Regions from separate parts of the Mus musculus genome. Here region 2 is linked to region 1. Evidence: chromatin loops called from intact Hi-C (ENCODE). Cell type or tissue: heart. All regions are shown on one strand. Each heading gives the region's core, and the rest is flanking DNA. Links, peaks and the distances in the headings are about the cores only. Region 1 has its middle 49 kb from the start of Gm33823. Region 2 has its middle 25 kb from the start of Gm26747.

What was found. Hi-C counts contacts between places; a loop is a spot of excess contacts. Peaks named below come from ENCODE experiments on the same cell type or tissue, not always from the same donor. Only the 100,000 strongest peaks of a DNase experiment are listed, where the experiment ranks them.
Region 2: it touches region 1 in a loop (2.2-fold over the local background); 2 of 42 quality-filtered maps call a loop at or near these places.

The regions. Positions count from the first base shown.
Region 1 is chr8:121,309,284-121,317,611 of GRCm38, reverse strand. No RefSeq gene overlaps it. Among named protein-coding and RNA genes, the nearest start is that of Gm33823, 49 kb to the right of the region's middle. In heart, for the core only: CTCF peaks have their summits at 3,947 (motif pointing right) and 5,967; a DNase peak (open chromatin) is centred at 6,491; H3K4me3 peaks cover 766 bases; H3K27ac peaks cover 6,711 bases.
Region 2 is chr8:121,389,669-121,397,996 of GRCm38, reverse strand. No RefSeq gene overlaps it. Among named protein-coding and RNA genes, the nearest start is that of Gm26747, 25 kb to the left of the region's middle. In heart, for the core only: CTCF peaks have their summits at 4,646 (motif pointing right) and 7,221; DNase peaks (open chromatin) are centred at 2,526 and 4,676; H3K4me3 peaks cover 855 bases; H3K27ac peaks cover 3,849 bases; H3K27me3 peaks cover 3,613 bases.

The sequences.
Region 1 (8,328 bases), core at 236-8,235:
TGTACTGTTTCAAAACCATCTATGAAAAACTTTGAATTTCTGCTTCATCTATTGCTTCTGGTTTCCTGCCCAGGGATTGTTCTCACAACGTCACACACCCATGCCACTCAAAAGCTCATGTCTCCTGTGCGCACGCACACCTCTCACACCCACACCTCAAACACACTGAGTGTCAATCACACCGCATCATGCCTCATTCACTCAACCCTTGCCTCACAGCCACACTTGCGTGTGTAGTCAGGTGGAGTGGCTTGCCTTTGGGGCTACTTTTGGTGCGGCACCCGTCATCGCTCTAAGAAAGCTGAGATCTTAGTGTGGAGCCTTGCTCAGCACAGCCATAGCATCTCCCGTCTTCCTCCCTATACTGTCTGGTTTGGACACCTCCTCCCTACCACGGATAGAGTCAGCGTTTGTGTGCAGGTGGCTTGATTGGGGATGACTCAGGAGGAGGTTACAGGTGGAAAAGCCATTGAGGAAACAGATCAGTGTAGGACCTGTTGGTGAGATTGGCCTTGGTGGGTAGCCCCGGGAGGCTGCGCATCGCCCCTTCGGTTCTCAGAGGATATTCAGTGCCCTCTACAGTTTTCAGCCTTACAGCATGGGACACTGGTCTACACCCTGTGCTGCCTCTGTCCTGGATGAACCACTGGGGACACCTATGGGTCCTTCTGTGAGCAGAGTTTCTCACGGGGTCCTGCTGTCTTGGTAGGTGGCAGCCTGCTCCAGCGGGACACCTGCTTAACAACTTGATTTCCCAGGGACCTCATTTCCAAAGGATGTCACAGCTGAGGTCCTGACAAGTTGAACAGCCTCATGTGAGTTGTGGGTCACAATTCATTCTGTAGCAGGGATGGAAGGGGCAGAGGGGGCTGGGATATCACCCAGGAGATGGCTGGATGAGAGCCAGGGGCCAACTGGTAGGTGTGTCCTCAGGTCCCAAGGCAGGACACCAATGAAGGTGTCTCCATGACACTCGGTATTGTGTTGGAAGGACTTTGGCAAGGTGATTATGTGCATCTACCCTAAGCTTTGTCCCCTGACTGGTTTATAGTCGTCTGGACACCCCTCATCTTCAGACTGTGGCCTCTCCTGGCCTAGGTATCAGGGTGTCGCCTTACCATGTGGAAAAGAGATGGCGTGTGTACCACTCACAGAACTGAGTCTTGTGGCTGCCTTGCCACGCCCCCCAGGGGGTGAGGCCAGGGAGGAAACAAGAGCACCCAGACTCCCACCAGCCTTGTGCTGAGTGCTGGCCAGTACTTTGGCCTTCCCATCCCTAGAGCTCGCTGCTGGCTATCCCCCTGCCCCGGAGAGCGATCCATCTCCAACTTCGAAGCTGTCTAGACTTGTTATCAGGCCCCTAATTCCTGAGAGCTGAGCGGGCAGTGGGCTGTCGAGATAGCAAGGGGGTGAAGTCACTGGCGTAAATCTGAGGCAGGAAGTCCATTCCGGGCCGATGGACGAGTGTGGGCCAGTGCCCGCGGGCCGAGATAACGCGTCTAGACTCGGCTGGCCATTTCCTCCTCTTCCGTGTGTCCTGTGGGCCTCGCCCTGCCTTCCTGCTTGCCCACTGCTCCAGTCCTGGGAGAAGCCCCTCTGGAGGAGGCCTCACCATTATCTGAAGAGTGGCTGCTGGGGACTCTTGGCCTCAGCTGGGTGTGGATCCTTTCCTAAATCCCAGAGGCCTTTCTGGAAAGGTCACACTGGCCTCTGTCACTGTCATTTCAGAGAGACCAATGGGTTAGGGAAAAGTGACGATTTTTTCCCTCCTGTAGCCAAAGGTCACTGGAAGGCCATGGGGGGTGGGCTGGGAGGACCCAGTTGATGTCAAACAGACCTAGCTATTTCCACAAGTCCTGCAGGAAAAAGCCAGAGTGAGCAAGCCTTATCTGGGACTGCCTCAGGCTTGTGGGACTCTGTTCAGCGTTTTGTTTCTGGAAAGAATAGCTAGTTCCATTGACCTGTAGGCACGCTGGCTGATCCTGAATCTTGGAGCTAGAGCAGGAGAAGAGGCCAAAGCTTCCTGTCTCCAGGTAAAGCCCACAGCATGCAGGGGCTGTGTGTAACCCAGGACTCAGGTGGAGAGCACAGGAAAAGCCCAACCTGTGTCTTGATCAGCTACCTTCAGTCTCTGAGACCTGGTGGTGTGTGCTGGTGGACTGTGATCTGGTGGGGGAATGTTCCCATAGGAAGGCAGAAGGTGTCCATAGTCACACCTCCACAGCCAGCAACGACAGAAGTCAAGAGGGCCTGCCCGAGAGCCCAACACCCTATGTCATGTCCAGCGCCGCACACACGGCATTCCGTCATAGATGGAATCCTGTAACTTGGTTGGAGAGACGGCTCAGGAGTGAAGTGCTGTGCCTTCCAGGATAATGAGAGGCCCTGTCTCAAAAAAAAAAAAAAAAAGTAGATGATATGCCTCTGAAGTGGTACACACCTCAACATCCACAGCCACACCAATACACACAAGTATACTGACATGCACACATGTGCACACACATGAGTAGCCTTGTTTGTGAGGAGCTGGGTTAGAGTCAGAACACAGGTAGGGTGGAGCTCAGAGCTCAGAATAACTCTCCACAGTCTGCCGTTCTGAATGACACAGCTTGTGTCTTGAAGCCACTGTATCTGTTCTGTCAGGCTCCATGGTTACACAGCTGAGAAAGGGGGTCGAGATGCCAGATACCATGGTCACTGCTGGGCCCCTCCTGCCTCTGCCATCAGGCAGGGCTGTACTTTTCTGAGATTCAGTGAGGTCTGCTGAACCCTGGCTGAGCACTCTCCACAGACATGGGAGTCAACATACACAGCAGGCAGCAGAGGCAACTAGGATGGCCTGAGGTTCTCTCAGCAGTGAATGGGGTTTAATGGGACCAGACTCCAGGGAAGGGACTGGACTCCCGTCCTATAGAACCACAGCAAGGGATGCTGCTGCTACTCAAGTCCACAGGAAAAGCTGTGTTTAAATGATGGGCTGTGTGACAGTTAGATAGCCAGACGATAAACTAACCAAGCTGGGGTTAGTATGCAGCCATGAAAAAGAACAGTGCACCCTCTATATCCAACATGAAATCCTTGTCAAAGGGAGCAGCAGGAAATGATAAAGGCCCTTAAATGATATAAGCCCTATACTATAAGCCCTACACAGGATGCATGCATCTTATGCATGTGTGCACAGGCTCACACGCTCCCTAAAGGCTGCTGTTCTGCAACCATAGATCTCTCTGCTCCTGCACTACCATAAGTGCAGCCAGAGGAGGCTGGGGCCCATTTATAAATAGAGCTGAGAATGGGACATTGATGCTCGTCTCAAGGGAGCTGATCAGGACACAGCGCTCAGCCCTGTGGGATTGCATCACAGAGACTCCACGGCCTTAGGCAGAGATGGATGGCCTTGGCCAGCTCTGAGCAGAGGCACCATTCTGAAGGATCTTTTAAGAAGTTTGACAGTGGGAGGCCTGGGGAGGGCACGGGCACTTAGTGCCCTCCCCATGGCTGGGACTTTCTGGCTGGCCCAGTGGGAGGGGCAGGGTCAGGGGTTATCTGCAGGTGGGCAGGGGGCCCCTTGGTCTGCACATCTGCCGAAGCCATTAAGGGGCCCCCTCTGCTCCCAGGAGGGTTGTGTCTCTTTAGCACCAAGCTCAGGTTTCTGACCTCTGAGCTTCTGGTATCTTTGCAGACCAGGGCCTTAAAGAGCTTTTCACAATTTCAATGAGAGGGATGGTGGCTTGAGGGACAGTCAGGGCAAGTGACAAAGGGCCTCTCCTCTCTGCTCAGGGTGAGATCTGAACTGCCCGCCGACACAGGGTGCTGCCCAGATGGTGTGCAGGTGGGAAGTGACATTTGTTCTTGACGCCAAGGATGCTGGTGGTGATGCCAACAAATGGCGGCCATGTGTCCTGTGGGGACCCCTGGGAGCCAAATTCAGTCCGGGAGGTTTCCAGCTTCCAGTTCAGACCAGCAGGAGGCAGCAGGGGGAGGAATAGGCATGGCTCTTGGTAGACTGACCCTAAGAGTCAGGCAAAGTGCAGACCTCTGCAGGCCTGTCCGAGAAATGGGATCAAATCCTGCCTGAGCAGATCCAGTGGTGGGAGGGGACATGGGGCAGCTGCATGAGAGACCATGTCCCTGACCATCATATGGCCAGGAGGTTGGGCACAGTAACCCTAAATCCTGCCACGCTGTGCCAGGGAACCGCTTGTTCTCACTTGATAAACAAGGAAACCAAGAAATTCACCCACAGCCTGCCCCTTCAACATTACACCAGCATGTCTCAGCACAGGACACCTTGCTTACTTTTCAGCCTAAAAGGGGTGGCAGCCATTTCTGGCTAACAGCTTTCTCTCCCCAGCTCTGGCTCCTGTCTGCAGGTGAGTCTAGGAGTGTGCCCTGGCCCCTGGTGGAGCACTGTTCTCAGTTTCTGCACAGTATACAGGGAGGTTCATGATGCGTAGATGTGCAAACATGGGTGGGCTTGGAGCTCTTGCGTCTCACAGCCTGGAGCCACCATCTGCCAGCCTGAGTCCTAGCAGCACAGACTAACGGTGAATAGGGCCCTCTGGTTATCTACTTTGGGACTCTAGCCTGTCTGAGAACCCTGGGCCTGCACCTGCCTGAACCCTCCGGAAAGGGCCTGTGTCACAGGGTAGAGAGGCTGGCGAGTGCCACGTCCTGCTGAAGTCATGCTGGTCAATGCTTTCTCCATTCTTTCTTGGTATTTATTTGAAAATTGACTCCCATGTCTCAGTGAATCATCTCAAAGTTCTTCAAGGGATACATGGCTTGTCGCTCTTTTACAGGAAAGAAAACATGGCGCGGGGGGGGGGGGGGCAGAAGGTTCTGAGCCACGTGGCTCAGAGCTGAGCCCGGGTCACACTTACTTTCCACAGCCTTCTCCGTGTGTGCGCATATGTGTGCATGCAAGTATGCATGTGTGTGTGCATGTGTGTGCATGCATGTGTGCATGCACGTGTGTATGTGTGTGTGCATGCACGTGTGAGTGTGTGTGTGCATGTACACACATCATGGTTGCAAAAGTAAGTTTTCTCTTCCCATCATATGGGTCCCAACGGATTGAACTTAGGTTGTCAGGCTTGCTGGTAAGTGCCTCTCCCTGCTGGTCTCCATCCACCACTGGCCTCTGGCTCCACTCTCTATTGTGAGAACAAGCTTAGTTAGGTTGGCCTCAACCCTGCCTCAGCCTCCTGAGTACTGGGCTATATCAGCTGTCACTCCTCACTTCTAAATGCTTGGGAACATGAAAGAGCAATGGGGGGAGGACCCTGACACAGAGATGTGACCTGGAACTCCCCTACATGACATAATGGGGAGACCTTTCCTATATCCCTAAACCACAGGGTTCTGAGCCTCAGAATCTGAACCAGCCATGGGGGTGAGGGTGACAGGTAACAAGACCCACTGTCACCCCAACATCAAGACAAAGTTCAAAGTTCAGAAGCTGCCAACTGGTTGTTTCTATGTTAGAGACCCCAAGGTTTTCTCTGAGAGAATCCCACCTACCCCTTGTGGGGGTCTGCTGAGGCCAGGCTAACTGCAGTCTATACTTTCTGTGCCTAGGAAGCCGGCCATCCCATCTGTTGCCCGAGGAAGGCCTGTGAACACCAGCTATACCCTCTGCAGCCTCTGGTGGCACACTGGCTGGTTCTGACCCTGAATGACCTCAGCACTCCCTTCTCCATCGAATCCACTTCTCATGCCCACACTTATTCATCCTGACTGTGCCAAGCCCTAAGTCCCTTTAATCTGTCCCCTTGGCCTTGTCTCCAGTAGCTCTGCATTCCCCTGTGTTCAGGTCCACCCTCTGCCTACCTTCTCTCACCTGCTGCTTCTGCTCTCGTGACCCCTGGGGAACCTCCAAGTTTGGGTCTTTATTTCAAGTGCTTTCTCACAGGCCAGCCCACAGGAGGGGCACCTGTGTGAGATTAAGTGCCCTCCCGCTGGTGGTCTAGTGGCTCAATGGCGCCCACTCTGGCCAGGTGGATTAACAACAGGTACACAGGGCTCTACGTGTTGAAACTGGCAGATTCCCTTTCCAAAACCCCCATTCTGCTGGCAATTATTAAGCTCTTACTGTTTATCTGCCTTGGAGAGGGTCCAGGGATGGAGGCGAGGCTGGTCACCCTGCCACAGAGATGAGAGAAAAGGCATGGGATCCTCTTGCAGGCTGGGATTTCTGCCTGGGGCCGAGGGAGTCTGGTGGGGGCAGGGCGGCGTGTAAAGTTTCCTCTGTCCTCCTCACTGGCCCCTGCATTCCCCCCTTTGGCTCCCAAACGATCCATCAGTCCATGGCTCACCTGTGAAACCCAAGGCTGGGAAGCTCTCTGCTGCTCTGTTACAAAAATCAAGATTTATCGGAACATGACAGGCCTGGAGGGTTTTATGACATGCACGGCGCCAATTCCTCCCGCTAACCTATTTGTCCCTGGTGGGGCGGGAGTGGTTTACGACTGCCAACACCACTCCATCTGCTCCGGAGCTTGTGACGCTGACAGCGGGGACAAAATGTCCAACCCTGTCCGGGCCCCGCGGCGGGATTATCGCTTCAGGACTTGGGGGCATGGGCGTGCTCTCCTGGAGAAAGACCCTGGGCTCACCCCGGCTCTGCCTGTGGGGATGAAATTCAAGCAGCTCTGACAGTCTGTGAATTATCTGTCTTGCAGCCTTCCTCCTCCTGGCTCTTTTATCTCCACGGTGGAAGCCACATCGGGGTAAAAACGGAGGTTTTTCTCCCCGTGAACTGTTCTTTTGACATCTCTACAAAGGCCTCATGACACCCAAATTACCTTCGTCTCAGGAAATAAAGACACAATGTGGGGACCATTTGGAACCTCTTAAAAGGAGAGGTTGGCCTGATCTGGAAGCTTCCAGGGAGGCTAGGAAGCGTGTGTGTGTGTGTGTGTGTGTGTGTGTGTGTGTGCCCCAGGGTCCAGGGAGGGGTCCCCACCAGGCAACTGGAAGTACCTGTAACGCCATGAGCACTGTCTTGGGCCACCCCCGAGCATGTGCATCCAATAATCTTGTCTTATACACAATGGCATTTTTGGTGTGTTTGGTGAGTGAGCTCTACCCCTCTTCAGCCTGAGAGCCTGTTCCAGGATGCTGAAACCCAGAGATGTGTGACAGGCTGCAGAGGGGCCTAGTAGGTGACTCCTCCAAAAGCTACTTTTTGTTGAGAAGGATCCAGGCTGGAGGATCACACCAGTTGCTGCAGAAGACCAAGGTGGCTGCCTCAGGAATGGTTGATGGCAGCCACAGCCACTGATATTACAGGGTCAAGTGTTTCCCATGGCATCTAAAGCTGCGATGTCAGGCAGTGTCCTCATGGGGCAAGGCCAGGGTAGAGAATACCCATGTACCTCCTAGCCTCCAAGTGGAAACCCAGGCTGCCGAACAGGTCTGTCTCCACAGCCGTCTGAACCTTCTCCACTCAATACATGCACCAACCCACCCAAACTCAACGACTTTCTCCAGCAACCTTCAACAGCCTATGAGCTCAGTATGCAGTAGGTGCCCACTTGATGCTCAGGGATTCCAGTTCATCGTCAGCTAATCCAAGGAACTCAGAACCCCCTCTCTGGCACTTAACAGTGGCCATGGTCTCTAGCAAGGCCATGAGCCCAGAGCTGAGATGACAATAGGACCTAGTCCTAGCCCCAGTCTGCTGGGAGGGCAGGGCAAGATGCTGTAGGAAACCTGTGTAGAGAGGCATGCAGTAAGTGCACAATACGAGCTCAGCCCAGTGAAGAGAAGGAGAAAAAGGAGGAGGAGGGGGAGGAAGAGGAGTGGGAGGAGGAGGAGGAAAAGGAAGAAGGGGAAGAAGAAGAAGATGAAGGGGAAGAAGAAGAGGAGGAGGAGGAGGAGGAAGAGGGAAGGAGGGGGAGTAGAGGGAGGGGAGGAGGGGGAAGAGTTCAAGGAAGAGGAGGAGGGGGGAGGAAGAGGGGGAGGAGGAGGAGGGGAGGAGAAGGAAAAGAGGAGGAAGAGGAAGAAGGGGAAGAAGAAGACAAAGAAGAAGAGGAGGAGGAAGAGGAGGAGAAGGAGGAGGGGGAGGAGGGGGAGGGAGAGGAGGAAGGGGTAGGGGAAGGGGAAGAAGAAGGGGAAAGGGAAGAAGAAGAAGAAGAAGAAGAAGAAGAAGAAGAAGAAGAAGAAGAAGAGGAGGAGGAGGAGGAGGAGGAGGAGGAGGAGGAGGAGGAGGAGGAGGAGGAGGAGGAAGAAAGAGGGAGGGGGAGGGAAAAGGGAAAAGGGAAATGGAAGGGGTAAGAGGAAGAACTCAAAGGAAACCTCTGTCCTCTCCCCCAAAGCACCACC
Region 2 (8,328 bases), core at 13-8,012, 81 kb before region 1:
GCCCCAGTGTCACTTATAATTTATATAAGGCTCCTCTGCTCACTTGTCCCGAACCCACACACTATGCCACGAAGCCATGGCTGCCGTAAAATGAAAGCGTGGCTGCTGGCGTTTCAGAACATTCCATCAAGAGGCTGGTGGGAAGCTCTCCTGTTTACATTCGTGAGGGGCAGCTCTGTGGGAGTCAGGGTGATAGTTTGAAAGAGGGGGTTTGTTTGGCTAGAAGAACCAAAGGTGCTGTTTAAAATAAATAAAATTTAAACAAAGCATTGTTTGTGTGCACACATCCACGAACATCAGATCTCTGAATTCTTTTGCCCGTGCTTTGTGACAGCTAAGGTTTGTTTTCCGCTTCTTCAGAAAAAGCCTGTGGTGGTGGTGGTGGGGGGGGGCAGTGTGTGTTTGGTGTGTTCCAGGCATAGCGACCGACCAGGCTCTACCCTGTTCCTTTCTCACCTTAAAGACGCATCATTTCCCGAGGCTTGAACTAAGCCTGCTCCAACACAGTTGAAAGCCAGACTGTACCAAGGGCTAGAGGGACATTTACCGGCTGGATGGCTCTCAGAGCCTCCTCCGCATGGTAATTCAATCTTGTCAGCTTGTAATTACTGCCCTGGTTCATCTCCCCTGGCTCAAATCTCCACAAAATGCCTCTCCATTATTACCTGCCCTCCCTGAGGCCATGCCCGGGTGGTTGCTAATAAGCTACTCCAGCCTCTAGCCGCTCAGGGTGACCATTTTCATCCCTCTTTCTCCCAATGCTCATCCTGAGTTCTGAGGGTTGCACACAGTCAGGAGAAGGATAAGGAGGAGTTGGACAGGACTCCTGTAAGGTTCTTTGCTCTTATCCACCTACCTGGCCACTGGACTCAGCCTTGGCTGGGCTGAGATCCGGGGGGACTTCTTTTGATGGACATCTGATAGGACAACTGTCTTCTTCTGCAGGATGTGACAGTTGAGGGAGATTTCAGACCTCAGCAGTCAAGGAAGCTTGTCATGGCCTGGGCTGGCAATGGCCTTCTTCAAACGGAAGCATCAGCGTGAAAGGTAGCCAGCAGCAGAGACAATGACATAGGAAATCTCACTGAGCTAGCTCTTTACTGGGGTAGCTGGACTCAGAAACACCCCAAATCCCACCCTTATCACCCACAGCAGTCCCAAGCCTATATGCCGAAGTGTGTTGGACGGCTGTGACACCCTGGAGGGCCTCATTGGCCAGAGTGCTCGGGGCATGTCTGAGTTGTTGGAGTCTAGACCTGAGAAAGCTAACAGGGGTGCCTTGTTGTCAGGGGCAGCCAGCCTCAGGCCGCACCTCAAAGGTACCAGAGCCTGGCCTTGGCCTTTCTCGGCTCCCTGCATCCCACCCTTGGGTGCTGGAGTTGGAAGTCCCTCCGGTTCCCCTTCTTTCCAGGCTCCCTCTTGCTGCGCTCGCTCGGGCTGATGGCGGATTATCCTCCGAAAATCCACTTGGAAGGGATTTTTGTTTTGTTTTGTTTTCTCTACTTGACACTTGAGAGTAAAGTAGGCCATTTATCTTCCAGGCAGAAGAATTTCAACAGTGCGGCCTCTTGGTGCGGCTCGGGCTCCGGGTGTGGAGACAGCTTTAGGTCTCCTTGCAGGGGCTTTGGACAGTCTTAGCTGCTGCCTCCTAAACTCGTGAGCTTTTCTCCCCTCCAGCTAATCCCCTGCCTGCCACCCCTCCCCTGGATCCAGCCCACCTCAAGCTCCACAGACTGAAAGGCGTATTCATGCTCCAGCCGGCTGTTTGTTTAAACTCACCCTGTGTTAGTCCGTGTTAAATGCAACAGAACGAGAAGAAATGGAATTTTCTGCCGGCTTTTGATCAAAGAGAGGACTTGAAAAAATTCAAGACGGGTTCCTGCAGGACACTGTTAAACACAGGCTCTGCGTTTCTGCACGCCAGTGTTTAGTTGGCTGGAGGAACGAGTTCTTTATCCTTTTGATCTCGGGAAGAAAACACACATGCATACACACACACACACACATCACACACGTGTATACATATGACATGCACAAACACATGAACATATAAACACATACACATACATACATAAACATACATACACAGACCACAGACACAAACATGCATGCATCCCCTTAACATACACACACATAGGTATGCCATATGTGTATATGCACACTCATACCCCAGTCACACACATACATGTACACAGACACCGGCACCCATGCACATCCCCACACCATAAACAAGAAACTATGGCCATCCTTTTCCGAGACACCCCAGCTGTGGAGGACCACCCTTTAATGAATTTGAAACATGGCCCCACTGCAAAATGCAAACTCTTTGTTTTTATTCCTTTCATGGGAATTCAGGGTGAAGTCTCTCTGTTCTCCAGGCCACAGGATGCCGACCACATGCTCAGAACACCCTGTCTCTCTCACCCCATCTATCTTCGTGGTGGGACCAATCATGAAATGTCCATCCTGGCTCCCCAGCTTGGAGGCAAATGCCGATGAAATGTCCTTAACATGTCCCCATTTCCTGTCATCCAGGGAGATCCCCAGGGGCTCGGGCCGCTGAGTTTAAGGCAGGGACCGCAGATCTGCAGCAGAGTCGATGGCCGTCTCACGCAGGGAATTTGGAGGTTTCGATCAGCCTGATCCACAGCAGCCAGTCAAAGCAGCCTTCGTATTACATGGATACACAGGCTAATACCCCAAGCTCTTACTTAGACTGACCTGGGACCAGTGCAGGCCCTGGAAAAAGTTAAAACGTGCCCTGCCGCCTTCCCCCTCCTCACTCGCTTTTCCATTATGGAAAAAAACCCGATTTTTTTTTTTTTTAATTTGTTGTGTTTCTACAATCGATTGTTTGGTTATCGGCACTGCCCGTTTCCTGATGCTCATTTCTGTTTCGACACAAATCAGTCTCGTTTCCTTTTGGAATAAGGATCAGGCTGGGAAGTGGACCCAGAACCGTGAGTTTTCCCTCTGTTCCCTCCAGCCCCGAGCTCCTGAGCCCCGCTTCAGCTCTGGGGTGACTCTCCCCAGCCTCCTGGCTCTCCTGGGCCAGTGCAGGCAGCCTGAGCTCTGCTCTCCCCATTTAGGAAGGAGATTCTAGAATTTCTACACAAACATCACATAGGAAGGGGAGGGAGGGACTTCCATTTTCATTTTAAGGCTCTAAAAGAAGGGGAAAGTAAACAGGGTGGGCTGTTTTATCTCAGGGGTTCATGGGGAGTCCCTACTGAATTTACCAAATAAAATGAATTTCAAAATTTTCATTTTCTCATTTTATTCCGGCAGAAAATGAGTTTGCCTTTATAATATCCAGAGCTTTCAAACTCTATTGAGTGAGAAATTAAGTTACAGAAAGTAAATACTCTGGTCTCTCCACACGCCCGAAACGAGACAGCCTGTCACTGTAACATGATAGCAAGCCCGGCTTTGGGGTCCAGGATCACTTATTATTTTTTTTTATGATGTATAATAATGAGAAACAAGACCCAGTTAAAATGTTCCTCTTTTAGAATGGTTGAAGTGTGATACAAAATAAATTTGATTGTAATTTTAATTTGTAAACCTAAGTTGCCAATTAAAAAAAAATCTTCCCAATGTCTTAAAACACGGAAAAAATGTAAAGAAAACAAAAATGAATGTTCTTGGCCACGGGAAATTCTATCTTTATATAGAAACACACATGTAAGGCAGGCGCTCTGGTAACGGGAGTGCTTTGCCTTTCGTTACAAAGAGAAAGCAATATTTGAACTGCAGAACGAGCGGACACAAGGAAGAAGGGTGGCTGGCTATTTGCATAGGAAAATCCAGAGACCGACACTAGGCAGATGTGGGCTTGGACTGTGATTGTATTTATAACAAAAGCTACATAAATGTAAGAAAAAAAGAGAGAAAGTTATTTTGCTTAAGTGCCTGGAAAAAAATTGGAATAATATTTGGGTTACTCCTGTCTTGTGCTTTGTGTTCTGGAAACCCGTGGGGTCCAGGAAGGATTAGAGAACTCCACTGGGGACTTGGGGAGACAGCCGAGCCTTAAAGAGTGCTTGCTGCTCTTCCAGGGGACCCAAGCCGGTTCCCAGCATTCACATAGGGTGGCTCATACTCTCTGTAGCTCCAGTTTCAGGTGATCCAGTGCCTCTACCTCCACGGGCACACATTCATACATGCGTGCATGTGTGTACGCTCACACACACACACACACACACACACACCCCAAATATTTGTTTTTAAAGCACTTTACCTAAATCGGAAGTGTGTGTATTGTGTATTTGTGCATGTGCATATGTATGTGTGCATGTGTGTGTGCACATGTGCGTGGGAGAGACTGCATGTGTGCATTGAATATGTGTGTGTTTGGTGTGCTTGTGTGTATGTGAGTGTCTCACACCCGTAACCTCAGGAGGTATACAGAGGGGTAAATGGAAGGGAAGATAACTTTTACCTCAGAAATTCTCTGTTAACACAAAACTCTTAAATGATAAAAAAAAAAAGCATATATATATATATATTAAAGGTAGGTCGACGGGGGATAGATCAGCGTGCCAATACAGAGAGGCAGGCGACCGTTTCTCTGTGATTCCCACCAATCCATATTCCTTTCTTCACTCTGGACCCTTGAACAGAAAGCAACCTTCTTGGGGACGTCTGGCTGCTGCCCAGTAGATGGTGCTGTGACTTCTAGAGATAGGAGGGTGGAGTGGGGGTGGGGAGGGCAGGACAGTGAGGTCTGCCACAAGCCCATCTCTGCGAACTTCCACGGAAAGAGGAGACTCCTCTATGAGGCCTCTGCAAGGTGCCACCTATCAAAGACTATTTAAAGTAGTTAGGCCAAATGTCTGTCACCAAATGTCCGATCCTTAGGAAAGGACCTAGGGGGTAGAGAGAGAGAGGTGTGGGGCACTTAGGAGACACTTAATATCTCAGAATTAAGGTGCCTGACCACACACTCTCTGCCCTCATGGTCACCACGGAGACCGAGTGCCCGCAGAGTTGAATTGACAGGTGTCAGTCACGATGGGCACCTAGTCTCGGAGGATGGCGGGGAGAGTCTGGGCCGGAGCTACTCCCTGTGTCTTCCCATTGGCACCTGTCAGACACTGGCTGCTCTTGGCTTTAGCTCTCTCCTGTCACTGTCTCCTGGTCAGGAAGAATTTTTCACCTTCTTCCTCAAGTGAACATTTTTCTACCCGTCTCCCTAAGAATGTGGTCCCGTGATTTGTCGCACTGAGTGTTTAATCTACAGACATTTTCAGATGACCTTGATGGACAGCATGGCTCATTAATTTCTTTTAGGCAACCATTAGCTGAGCTGTTTCTAATCTAGAAGGCAGCCTGAGTGTCGGCAAAATATCTCAGACAATCTGGGATTCCACAAAAGCAGCAAAAAGATTTATTTCCTTCTCTGAGAATGGGGCTCTTTCTTCTTGGGGATGAGCGAGAGGAGGCTTCTCTGGGCTCCACACTCGACGGTAAAGACAGAACGGCGGAGGGAGAAGCGTGACTTCATCTGGTCTGGTAGCAATTAATCTCATATCGTTTCTTGAAGTTTTAATTGATTGACACACCAGCTTTTATGCTTGTATGTGTTTACAAATTGTACGAGTTAGTTACCTTCCGTTCACAGCAAGGGTTCATGTATTAATAAAATGATTGTGCAAAAAAAAAAGAAAGAAGAAAAGAAAGAAAGAAAGAAAGAAAGAAAGAAAGAAAGAAAGAAAGAAAGAAAGAAAGAAAGAAACCACCAGCTGTTTAAATAAATTCTGTTCTGGTTTAAAGATTCTGCCCTTTGGGAGAAAGTCATTCTGAGTTGAGCGGCAGACACCAGCGAACAGTTACCATGTAAATAAATCTTCCTGTAACTTAGCGCTATTTTTCTTGTGCAAGATACTAACACATTAGAAAATAAACTTTGTGTGTTGGGCCCTGTTTGTATGGAGCAAGCTTCTGTAAGATGATCCGGAGAAAATGTGAACCAACCCCCGTGTGTGTTGGCTTCTTAGCTATTTGATATGTAGAAAGCTCTAGAGAATAAAAGGGGGCAGCTCTGGCAAGAGCCATTCACATTTCCGCTGTCGCACGGAGGAGCTGTTATCAGAGCGAGGGCTGACGCACAGAAAGAGCCGGTCACCTGGCACGTTGGCTTAGGGGATAATTTAATTACCCACCAATTAGTGTTAACTTGCATTTCTGCCCAGGCCGGCCTTCTCGAAGTCTTGTTTATTTCTAGAAATCAGGATGGTGACAGCTGTAATAGGCCATTCAGCAGCAAACATTTTCTCATTTAATTGAAAATATTTTAGCTTTCAGGGACCAAGCAAAGCAGGACTTTCAGGGTTGATGTGCAGAACTCCTGGCTGGAGGGGAGTAGGGGGGGGGGGAGTGTTAAATAGAGAACTCCCCAGCCTGCCCGGCTGTGCCTGGCCACTTCCCTTTGCCTGGCAAGTTGGTGGGTTTTCACGGTTGGTGCGGCCACCCCACCCCTTTGGAGATTTTTTTTTCCTCCCGGTGAAGGGGAGAATGCAGACTCAGTTCCCCCTCTACATGTGGGAGTGACTAAGCATCTTGGGAGGCCCGAGTCGCTGGCAGGCATCAGCTGCATCTGTCACCAATAGCGTCAGCAATAGCGTGCTGGTTCAGAGACTGCATCTTATGTTTGTAAACTTCTCAATTTTTGTTTTCCGAGAAAGGCATGATTGATCTCTAGGCATAAAGGTGGGGAGATGCTCTCTGGTCCTCCCTGACAGCTGAAGGCAATCAGGGCCCATCTTTGGTGCCGTGTTTTAGTTAAAAGGTAAAAAGAAACGCAGACCCTCAGACCAGGAGACTCTGGAGGTATGCAGCCTTCACCCCAGGACCCCCACCTCTGTTGCTTCAGGGGAAGTTGGTCCTGAAGGATCCCAGGAGTCTCACCTTGCCCCTCTGCATATCCCTGCCTACCATCGTGTGGTTCTTTTGGAAGGAGACAGGAAACCCTGGATTGACATTTAGGGATCAGCTAACACGTCTGAACTGGGTGTGAGGAGGAAGTCTCCACGTTCCTTTGTGCAAACGAGCTTCACAGATCAAACCCGCCAGGCTCTTGTGCAAACTCTTCTGCACTTCAGGAGAGTGAGCCTTGGGAGGCAAAGCCCTTCCCAGCTAGCTGCATGCCCTTCAGGAGCAGGGTAGTTCAGATCTCTCCTGCCGCCGTGGCTCTGTCTGGGGATATAACTTGGCCGGTAGGGGCAGTGGTTCCACAGTGTGGAGGAAGGCTTCCTGCATCTCACCCATCTCCCTGCTGCTGTTCTGTATGATGCTCTCCCTTCATCCCCTTGCCCACTCGGTGTCCTGGACCTCGCTTTCGTGTTTGTACAACATTGGTAGCCGACTCTCCCTTAACTGGAGCCCAGGCCTGTGGTGCATAAACGCCCCAGGCTTTCTGGAACCCCCCAGCCATGCTTGCAGCCACTCTGCAAACTCCACCACACTGAAGGCAAACCAGTGGTCGTTCCAAACTCACCTGGTGGCGTCTCCCAATGAGTCAAGATGGAGAACAATGCCAATAACCTCTCTGGACACTTAAAGAAACTTAACACGCCCTGAGGGCTAAGCCAGGGAGAACTGGTAGCTTGGGTTCAGGACAGTACTTTTAAAATACTTTTTAAACTTCCCTTTTTGAGAAAGAATCTCATGTAGCCCAGGCTAGCCTTGAACTCTCGATGTAGCTGAGGATGACCTTGAAGTTCTGATCTTCCTGTTTCTACTTCCTGAGGGTGGGGATGGCAGATACCAGGGGATGGAACCTAGGGGTTCCTGCATGGTAGACAAGCACCCTATCGGCTGAGCTAGACCCCCACCCCCTAGCCCACACGTTCTTAACAGGCTTCACTAGGTAGCATTTTATGGGGTGACCAGCTGAGTGGATGAACTTGGAAGCAGAGCCAGGCTGTGTAGGGAGCGAAGGTGCCAGAGAGAGTGGCTTTGGGTTCATGTTGGGTTCCGTTTCTTGTTTAGTGAGTTTCTTGCATGTTTAGCCCTTTGGCTGTTTTCTTCTGCATAAACTTCAGTTTACATTTTGCTTTCTAGAGCTTTGCACTTGGGTCAAAAGGGCCTGGTTGGCAGGGCGCACCCAGTAAAGGTCTTGCTATGGCCCCTGATCTCTGGAAGAAGCACTGAAGAACTATCTGCCCCACCTCTCAGATGCCACCTAGCTGGGTGTTCCCGGGGCGTTTCTCAGACTTGCTGGGTCCTGCTTTTCTATGGCTTGTAGGAGGAGGGAGTCAAGCAATCGCTAAACAAATGTCCCTAAGGTGCTAGAGACCAGGGAGGTGTGTTCTCTCACCTGAGTGG